3 separate regions of the Homo sapiens genome follow, and regions 2 and 3 are each linked to region 1. A link is a contact called in ENCODE Hi-C or POLR2A ChIA-PET data. All regions are on one chromosome and are shown on one strand. The core of a region is the stretch at or near the end of the contact, and the rest is flanking DNA. Distances in the headings are between cores, read along the strand shown.

Region 1 (3,219 bases), core at 262-2,761:
CTCTGCTCTCTCAGCCCAGACCCACAGAATAAGAAAGTCTCAAAAAAGGCCATTCTTCACTCTTTGACCAATCCCGGAGATGAAGTGGGCTTTTTAGTGCAAAGCCAGAGAATCAAAAGAGCCCTTGGACCCCAAATGACAGAGATCATGCAACTGCTCGCCTTAGGAGGCGAAAGTCAACAGGTACTCGAGTCCCCAGCCCTGGGACTCCAGATGGTTCCGTTTTCTCACCTACCCTGCCTTCCCCCAGCGAACAAAAAGCAACAAAAGCGCTTTTGAAAAGCCCCACTTAAGATACACGAACAAGATCAACTCATCCTCCCAGCACAGGAAACGCGGCGCTTCCCCCGCAGGAAAAGGGAAAGAGGACCAGGAGAGGGTGTGGCCTCGGGCGGCCGTTCTTCTCCGTCCCTATCTCAGAAAAAAGAAATTTAGACCAGGCGTGGTTGGCTTACGTCTGTAATCCCGACACTTCGGGAGGCCCAGGCGGGCGGATCACCTGAGGTCAGCAGTTCGAGACCAGCCTGACCAACATGGTGAAACCCCGCCCCTACTAAGAAACACAAAAATTAGCCGGGCTGTGGTGGCGGGCGCCTATAATCCCAACTACTCAGGAGGCTGAGGCAGAAGAATCACTTGAACCCAGGAGGTGGACGTTGCAGTGATCTGAGATCGCACCACTGCACTCCAGCCTGGGCGACAGAGGAAGACCGTGTCTCCAAAAAAAAAAAGAAAGAAATTTAGGCGGGAAAAACTCTCGGGCCGTCCCCAAGTCCGTTGGTCGAACCCTGACCACCGCCGCCAAACCGTTAAGCTAGAGGGCGGCCCCGATCCCGAGCCTCCGCCCCCAGCCGCGTGGCAACCCAGGCGGGAACGGAGCGATCCCGCCCATTCGCGAAGGACCACTGAGGGACAAGGCTCACACCGGACGCGCGCCGCCGAGTCTTCCGCGAAGGGTCTCGCGACAGAAAGCTGAACCAACACGAGGCGGGGAAGGGGTACCCGCGCCGCGAAGGGGGAGGGGCCCGCAGAGCGCGTGCGCGCCGCGAGTGCCCGGATGCAGCACTGCGACAAAGCGGGCTCGAGCGCGGGGCCGGGAGTTGGGGGAGGCGAGGCCACGGAGAATGGGCGTTTTCCACCCTCACCTGACGCTTCAAACCCCTAAGAAGCGTCCCTCCCAACGCCCACCCCAAGCAAACGGACTGCAAAGAAAAGACTTCCCGCCCCGCGCGCGAGGGCCAGAGGAGCGAAACAAAATGGCGACACCAGCCTCCTCCAGTTACTCTTCTCCGCGGCTTCCCGCCACAGGGGCGCCAAAAAATCCCACACGGGATCGCCGCCCCGGTCCCACTGAAAACGAAAAGCCCAGCTGGGAGGCCTCGGCCGGGTGCGCCGCCGCCGTCGCCTCGCGCCCTTACCTACCGTTTGAGGCCATGTCCGCGCACGCGCGCACAGGCAAGCAAGCAACGAAGTTCCAACACCGCTGAGTACCGACGCCTGGAGGACTGAGCAGCCCCGCCTCCTGCGTCGAAGCTTAAGTACGCTCCGCCGCCTACGCACCGCGCAGGCGCGCACCAAACGCGGAAGAGCAGGGGGAGGCAGGAACGCACTCCGCCCCCTTCGTAGGGCAGGTAGAGGGTCCGAGCAGGCAGAAGGGAAACAAGTTAACTAGAATCATGCGAATACTATACATAATCATATTTTTTGAGGAAGAACCCCTCTCTCCTCGGCAGGACTAGCCCACGATCTATCTCCACCCCCATGAAGGCACAGTGGTACGGCCTGAGTGCCCGCTGGGGGCGGGGCGAGGGGGCGGTCCCGGCGGCTGGGGACGAAACTGGAGTCACAGCCGGGAGTAGCGGGGTGGAACCGAGATTCCTGTGGCCGGGCCCCTTCGCTGGGCCCCGCTTTCACCCAGGATGGCGAGCTCCTGCCCTCCACCCTCTTGCCGCTGTATGGGGCGCCTCGTCCCCGCGGCTCCAGCCTCCCTCGTCGGCAGCACACTGGCCCTCCCTCTCCTGCGCCCTGAGGTTGACTTCGTCGTCTTTCAGGGTTGCCTTGCCTTTCGGCCTTTCTGGGGTTCGGGGATTATGACGTTTGACCTGAAAGACAGCAGGGATTTCGGCCGGGACCCCTGGGCCCCGGGCTCGTCCAGCACTGGGCTCTCACCCGGATCCTCATGGCTTTGCCCCTGGGGAGCCACGGGGCGGAACAGCCCAGGCCATCCTTGGGACCAGAGAGGGTTGACCTCAGATGTACGGTACCCAGCCTTTTCTCAGGGACCTCCTTTTTATTTTTCTGAAGCCCTACCAGGGCGATCCCAGAAATAAAACGTGTACAAGGCTTAAGTGGTTTCAAAATGCACAGATAATTTCCTTGTCATCAGTCTTACGAAGGAAGTAAAGATACCTCCGTTTTCTAGATAAGGAAAGTGAGACTCAGAGACCCAAGTAATTGTGCCTGATTACAGGGCAGCTAAGAGGAGTCGTGATTCGAATCCAGGTCTTGTAACTGCAAAACACTCCTCTTTTTGGTGGCATGAATGCTAGAGTGTTTGGTCGCCTTTTCACTTCCTGTGAGAGCAAAAGCAAAAAGAAACATTCAAATTAACTTGCAACTTGCACTTTCATCAGCCTTGCCTGGAGAAGGCAATTTGAAACTACTGAATAAAACAAGACAAAAGACGTTAATTCCTGATACATAGGCATGCAGGTTTTCCTTCCCAACTTAACCTTTCAGCGGGATTTCAGAAGGTCCTTTGAGGGTTGGACACGTCTTTCTAGAGAAACAATGAGGGCCATGCCCTGGGCCCGCCCACAAATTAAGCCCCACTAAGCCCTTGACTTCAGCCCTAAAGGCCCTGAATATGCCAATATCCACCCCACCGCCTTTGGAAGGAGAGTTCAACTCTCCAGTGAGAGCAAAAGAAAGGAAGTCCACCCTTATTCATGCATTAAGTCACAAATATTTATTTAGCACCTAGTATGTTCCAGGCACTGTTCTGGGCACTGGGTATGCATTCGTGTACAAAGCAGATGAAGTTAACATTTAATAATAAAGCTGACCGGGTGCGGTGGCTCACGCCTGTAATACCAGCACTTTGGGAGGCCGAGGCGTGTGGATCACGAGGTCAGGAGTTCGAGACCAGCCTGGCCAACATGGTGAAACCCCGTCTCTACTAAAAATACAAAAATTAGCCAGGCGTCGTCCGCGCATCTG
Region 2 (3,219 bases), core at 286-2,785, 730 kb after region 1:
TGCAGTTTTTTTTTTTTTTTTTTTTGAGACAGAGTCTCGCTCTTTCACCCAGGCTGGAGTGCAGTGGTGCAGTCTTGGCTCACTGCAACCTCTGCCTCCCAAGTTCAAGCAATTCTCCTGCCTCAGCCTCCCGAGTAGCTGGGATTATAGGCGCTCACCACCATGCCCGGCTAATTTTTGTATTTTTAGTAGAAACGGGGTTTCACCATATAGATCAAGCTGGCCTCGATCTCCCAACCTCGTGATCCACCCGCCTCGGCCTCCCAAAGTACTGGGATTACAGGTGTGAGCCACTGTGCCCGGCCCCGAAAATATCTATGTACAGTTTAAAGAACAACCATGTACCACGTACCCACCACCAGCCCAATGAACAGAATTAAACATAGCCCAGAAGCTCCCTATGTAGCCCTCCCTAGACATAGCCCCTATGCTGAGTCTTCTATTCATTTTCTTGTCTTTTAAAAAAGTTTTTATTGGCTGGGTGTGGTGGCTTATGCCTGTAATCCCAGCACTTTGGGAGGCCGAGGCCAGCAGATCACTTGAGGTCAGGAGTTTGAGACCAGCCTGGCCAACGTGGTGAAATCCCGTCTGTACTAAAAACGCAAAAATAAGCCGGGTGTGGTGGCGCACACCTGTAATCCCAGCTATTCAGGAGGCTGAAGCAGGAGAATCACTTGAACCTGGGAGGTGGAGTTTTTAATAGATATTGGCAAACTGCCCTTCATGGCTATATAAGATATATATATATATTTATTTACAGAGATATAGGAATTTTAGAATAGACCAGTCCTATGTAACCCACTCTGTTCCACAGATGGATGAGTCAACCGACGCGGAGAGTGACTCCACACAAAGCTGGTGGGAAACACCATTAGAATCCATGCAGGTGTCTGGACTTCCAGTCCTAAATCTCTCTTTTTGTGTGTGTCTGTGTGTGTGGGGGGGGTGTTTGTTTGTTTGTTATTGTTGTTTGTTTTAGAGACAGGTTCTTGCTCTGTCGCCCAGACTAGAGTGCAGTGGCGCGGACGCAGCTCACTGCAGCCTCGACCTCCTGAGTCCTAGAGTTCTTGAAGTTCCTGTTAACATTTCATTATATTGATGCTGCCTGCAGTTTGCTAACTTAATGGTAGTAGTTTAATTTCTAATTTCTCATGCTTTCTGTTTTTTCCCTTGGGCTATTTTGCCATCCTGGATCGATCATGTGCGCTGTCAAGTGACCTTTGGGACAATCCTGCCGATCATGAGGTTTGCCGAGTGACCAATCTTCCCTCGTCTACAATTTGCTGGACTTGGAAAAGTGACTGGAAGGGAGCAGAGTTCCGTCAGCCACTGCCAAGAAACCATTTAAATTACTAAGAGAGCGAAGGAAAGCACGTGACGTTCTGCAATCCCGTTGCAAGCGGTTTTGCAAGCCGGAGGTTGTTGCACCTTTTAGAGTCTAGGAAGCCCGCCTCTCGGTGGCGGAGTCGTCATTGGATGTTGCGGCTGTCAATCGCCAGGGCTATAAATAAGGGAGTCCGGCGGCTCCTCTATCAGGAAGATTGTGCATGCCGTGGGTCTGACGGCTTGAGTAGCGCTAGGGAGAATCCCTGCAGGTAATATTTGACTTTTGCTTCATATTAATCTGAGTGGAAAATAAAAGGGCCCTCTTCTCCTCTCGCTTCCCTGCCGGGCAGGCGCCATGGCGGAAGCCTCGGCGACGGGCGCCTGCGGAGAGGCGATGGCAGCGGCGGAAGGCTCCTCGGGCCCGGCGGGCTTGACTCTGGGCCGGAGCTTCTCGAACTACCGGCCCTTCGAGCCCCAGGCGTTGGGCCTCAGCCCGAGCTGGCGGCTGACGGGCTTCTCCGGCATGAAGGGCTGAGGCTGCAAGGTCCCGCAGGAGGCGCTGCTCAAACTCCTGGCGGGACTGACGCGGCCGGACGTGCGGCCCCCGCTGGGCCGGGGCCTGGTGGGTGGCCAGGAAGAGGCGTCCCAGGAAGCCGGCCTGCCGGCAGGAGCGGGCCCCAGCCCCACCTTTCCAGCCCTGGGCATCGGGATGGACTCCTGCGTCATCCCCCTGAGGCACGGGGGCCTGTCACTGGTGCAGACCACGGACTTCTTTTACCCCTTGGTAGAAGATCCCTACATGATGGGGCGCATAGCTTGTGCCAACGTGCTGAGTGACCTCTACGCCATGGGGATTACTGAGTGTGACAACATGTTGATGTTACTCAGCGTCAGCCAGAGTATGAGTGAGGAGGAACGCGAAAAGGTAACGCCACTCATGGTCAAAGGCTTTCGGGATGCGGCTGAGGAAGGAGGGACGGCAGTGACCGGTGGGCAAACGGTGGTCAACCCTTGGATTATAATCGGTGGAGTTGCCACTGTAGTATGCCAACCAAATGAGTTCATAATGCCGGACAGCGCCGTCGTTGGGGACGTGCTGGTGTTAACCAAACCGTTAGGAACCCAGGTTGCTGTCAATGCCCACCAATGGCTGGATAATCCTGAAAGATGGAATAAAGTAAAGATGGTGGTCTCCAGAGAAGAGGTGGAGCTGGCCTATCAGGAAGCCATGTTCAATATGGCTACCCTCAACAGAACTGCTGCAGGTTTAATGCACACATTTAATGCCCATGCGGCCACAGATATCACAGGCTTTGGCATTCTAGGACACTCCCAGAACCTTGCAAAACAACAAAGAAATGAAGTGTCCTTTGTTATTCATAATCTGCCAATAATTGCCAAGATGGCTGCCGTCAGCAAGGCCAGTGGACGGTTTGGGCTTCTTCAAGGAACCTCAGCTGAAACCTCTGGGGGATTACTGATTTGTCTGCCAAGAGAACAGGCGGCTCGCTTTTGTTCTGAAATCAAATCCTCCAAGTACGGAGAGGGTCACCAAGCGTGGATCGTTGGCATTGTGGAAAAGGGAAACCGAACGGCCCGGATCATTGACAAGCCGCGAGTTATTGAAGTCCTGCCTCGTGGGGCCACAGCTGCTGTTCTTGCTCCTGACAGTTCAAATGCCTCCTCTGAGCCTAGCTCGTGAGATGAAAGAACAGAAGTTGTTTGGACCTTAGAGCCATTGTCCACAATCACGGATGGTTCTCAAGAGTTGATTGTAAGAAATTTCCAAAGAAGGCTGCCTGCATAGTGGTTCCGGCTGCCCTTTCTAGGTGATTGGAATCAGCCCATCTAAAGCAGTCTTTATATGCATTCCGAGGCCAGAGTAACATTTTG
Region 3 (3,219 bases), core at 305-2,804, 520 kb after region 1:
GCCCCACCTGCAAGGCCTCGAGGGTGGCGAAGCTGGCGATGGCGAAGCCATCGATCAAGTCCTCCTCCTCCTCTTCCTCCTCCTCAGGCTCCTCCTCGGCTTCGCCGTCGTCTGCGCCCCCCTCCTCCTCCTCCTCCTCCTCTTCCTCCCCGCGGCTGCCCGAGCCGGCAGGCCGCTTCCGAGCTCGGGGTCGCGGGGGTCGAGGTCTCGGACGGGGCCGCCGGCGTCTCGGGCCCCCAGGCCGCTCTCCAGACGAAGCTGACGACCAAGGCCTGGCGGGCGGCGGCGGCGACGACGAGGACGAGGAGCCGCGCGGGGCGGCCAACAGGGCCCGGGGCGCGTCGCCGCCTGGACCTCGGCGGCGCCGCTGCTCCCGGTCTCGGTCTCGGCGCGAGCAGCGCCGCCGTCGGCGCTCCCCCTCTGCTGCCCAGCCCGGACCCGGGGCCGCGGCCGCTGCCGTCTCCATGGCGACCGCCCTCAGCGCCGCATCCGGAGGCGGCGGGGCCCGAAGCGGCCTGTCCGCAGGCCCGGGGTCGCAGGCGCGGCGCTGGCGGCTGCACAGTGACGAGAGGGCCACGGCTTCTCCTTTAAAGCCGGATCTGCTGGCCCCGAGCTTGCCCCAAGGCCACGGCCCGGGGAGCCGGCGCCGCCCCCGGGGCGACAAGCCCGAGGGCCCCCCCTGCGGGCTCGGCGGGGCCGCGACGGCGAAAACGGGGCGGCCGTCCCTTTAAGGCGAGGCCCCAAGTTGTCCAGCTCCCGGCCCCTTTAAGACGACCCGACAGTGTCCGGCGGCCTAGTGCGGTGGCCACCCCCTGCCAGGGGTCGATGCAAGTCTCCCCGAGGAAGAGGAAGGGCCACCCCTTTAAAAGGGGCCGAAAGCTCGCCCCGAAACGCAGACCTCCCCTTTAAAAGTGTCTCAAGTCCTCCGGCTCAAAGAGGCCACCCCTTTAAGGAGTCCAGGGTCCTTCTAACAGCAGGCCGTCCCTTTAAGGGCTCGGAGTTAGTTTCTAGTCCTCCACAAGCGGCCACTTCCCCTTTAAGTTGAATTTAAAAGACTTCTTGTGTGTGGGGGAGGAGGACGTAAAGAAAAACCCCACTCGCCCCAGTTCTCCCAACGGCACAGTTCTCAATTTGTCAGCGTCTGCTCGGCGGCTTCCCCTTTAAGGCTGGCGTTGCAGTCCGCCGAGTTCAGTGGCCACCCCTTTAAGGAGATTTAAAGGGGCCTCCTCCGGGCCCAGCTCCTCCAGCCTCCGCCTCCGGTCGCCATGAAAGGCGCGAGGCGGGGCGGGGCAGCGAGGCCAGCCCTCCAAAGCCCCGGATGTGAGGCAACGGTGACGGGTACAGCTCCCCTGTCCGCCGACATAAAAGTCTCTTCCTCCTTTCCTCCGTCTCTGTCCGACTTGGGCCTTAGGGGATCCGGAACGGCCGATGGGCAGCGGGGGAGCTCCAGCACAAACTCCTGTTGTCTCCTTTGGAGTCTTAGGGCGCTTCTCCGCCAGGACTTCCCTACCCCTCCTCCCTCTTCCTCCTCAGCCTACGCCTCCTTCCTCTCTCGGCCTCCTCCCACGCTCCGCCCCCTTCCCCTCACCCCCAACGGGCGCAGTCGTTGATAGGCTGGGAGGGCTACGTCAAGGTGAGGGGCGGAGCCAAACCCGAGGGAGTGGGTGCATGTAACCGCCCTCAAATCTTGGATTGGGTTACGTCGGATTGGCTCCGCCCTTCCCCCCAGTCTTGTGACTCGACTGGTTAGAAGTAGGTGTTTGGGGCGGTTACTACAGGGCCCCGCCTCTTCCTGCTGTTTGTTTATTGGCCGGTCTCCTGATGGCGTCGAGGCGAGGGGCGGAGACGCGGGGCCTGAGGCGTTGGGGGCGGTTGGCCGCCGGGGGGCGCGCGGCTGCAAGAGGTTCCGTTCCACAGCCAGTTAAGTCATCGCCGCCTTTCCGCCGCTCGGCGCGGCCCACAGACAGCCTGGCGTCTCGCGCACGCGCGTGGCGGCGCCGCCGTCAGGCTGGCTGCTTGCGAGTCGTTCCGCGGCCCGGGGTGGCCCGAGCGGCCGCGTGCTGTGCCTGCGCCTGCGCCGGCCGCACTAACAGGCAGCCGCGTCCCTTCCAGGCGCGGCTGCTGGCAGCGGTCCCGAGTGCTAGCAATTCGAAAACGCCTTGCACCTGCATGAGCGCTTCTCCGCGTTTGTGACTGCGTTTGGTAATAATTCCATGAAGGAGATGCTGTCAGCCCCATTTTACTGGGACGGAAAGGAATGCGCGCACAGACGGGCTGGTAGTCTCCTAGCCACGTCTATGTCAGCCACTGCCCTGTGATGCCTCTCAGTTATGAAAGATGCACCCCACTGCTCAATGTGACTGGCTTAAAAAAAAAGAGACAGCCATTTCTGGCCTTCGGTTGCCCGGGTTACCGTTTTAAAAGTGGACAGCGCGCTGACATGCCTGCCTTGCTTTCTCGTCCATAAAATGACTAATTCCCTGTCGCAGGGACATGTGCAGGTCAAGCACCTATGACAGTCGTCGTGAGTGCTTCATTATGGCCCATTACTCTTAGCTCTTTGTTTTGTTTTGTTTTTTTGGGGGGGACAGAGTCTGGCTGTGTTCCCTAAGCTGGAGTGCAGTGGTGCGATCTCAGCTCATTACAACCTCTGCCTCTCGGGTTCAAGTGAATTCTCCTGGCTCAGCCTCCTGAGTAGCTGGGATTACAGGTACACACCAAGACACCCAGCTAATATTTGTATTTTTAGTGGAGACGGGGTTTCACCATGTTGGCCAAGCTGGTCTCGAACTCCTAGGCTCCTGTGATCCACCTGCCTCGGCCTCCCAAAGCGCTGGGATTACAGGCGTAAGCCACCGCACCTGGCCTAGCCGTAGCTCTTGAATCCAGCAGCAGGTCCTGGCCTGCATGTTAGCAGGAATTCAGGGCCATCTTGATCTTCAAGGCCTTGACCCACTATAGGCCTTTCAGTCTCCTTGATATAAATGAATTGGGAGAACCCAGACCACGGTCTAGGGTCACAGTATCATCTGGCACTGATTCAGAAGTGTCCCTCCACACAGGAGAATCCTCTAAGCAAGAGAGTATCTCTAGGCCGGGCATGGTGGCTCATGCCTGTAATCCCAGCACTTAGGGAGGCCAAAGCAGGCGGATTTCCTGAGGTCAGATGTTCAAGACCATCCTGGCCAACATGGTGAAGCCCAGTTTCTACTAAAAATA

What was found. Hi-C counts contacts between places; a loop is a spot of excess contacts on that map. ChIA-PET counts read pairs that join two places held with the same protein, here RNA polymerase II (POLR2A). Pooled maps may share reads with other maps.
Region 2: a loop to region 1 is called in a map with no recorded cell type, with 5 times the contacts of the local background. The contact joins the promoter of SEPHS2 here to the promoter of FUS in region 1. A Hi-C loop is called at or near these places in 1 of 37 single-sample maps with no recorded cell type and 1 of 50 pooled maps.
Region 3: a loop to region 1 is called in a map of naive thymus-derived CD4-positive, alpha-beta T cell, with 18 times the contacts of the local background. The contact joins the promoter of FBRS here to the promoter of FUS in region 1. A Hi-C loop is called at or near these places in 2 of 168 maps with a recorded cell type or tissue (naive thymus-derived CD4-positive, alpha-beta T cell and posterior vena cava), 2 of 37 single-sample maps with no recorded cell type and 11 of 50 pooled maps. POLR2A ChIA-PET finds 5 or more read pairs at or near these places in 5 of 52 experiments (B cell, CD4-positive, alpha-beta T cell, activated CD4-positive, alpha-beta T cell and 2 more).

The regions. Positions count from the first base shown.
Region 1 is chr16:31,178,431-31,181,649 of GRCh38, reverse strand. It overlaps FUS (FUS RNA binding protein), which reads right to left and starts at 1,511. Exons shown (of 15, transcript NM_004960.4): 1 at 1,423-1,511. The coding sequence starts at 1,435. RefSeq lists enhancers at 236-285, 386-445, 476-565, 1-751, 752-1,513 and 4 more and silencers at 796-845, 966-1,115, 1,756-1,825.
Region 2 is chr16:30,444,190-30,447,408 of GRCh38, reverse strand. SEPHS2 (selenophosphate synthetase 2) reads left to right here and starts at 1,535. Exons shown (of 1, transcript NM_012248.4): 1 at 1,535-3,219. The coding sequence starts at 1,682. The coding sequence ends at 3,028. RefSeq lists a silencer at 1,951-2,070 and an enhancer at 1,397-2,343.
Region 3 is chr16:30,656,766-30,659,984 of GRCh38, reverse strand. FBRS (fibrosin) reads right to left here and starts at 1,554. Exons shown (of 18, transcript NM_001105079.3): 1 at 8-1,554. The coding sequence starts at 466. RefSeq lists silencers at 369-418, 489-718, 1,539-1,718, 1,769-1,848, 1,879-2,138 and an enhancer at 839-1,288.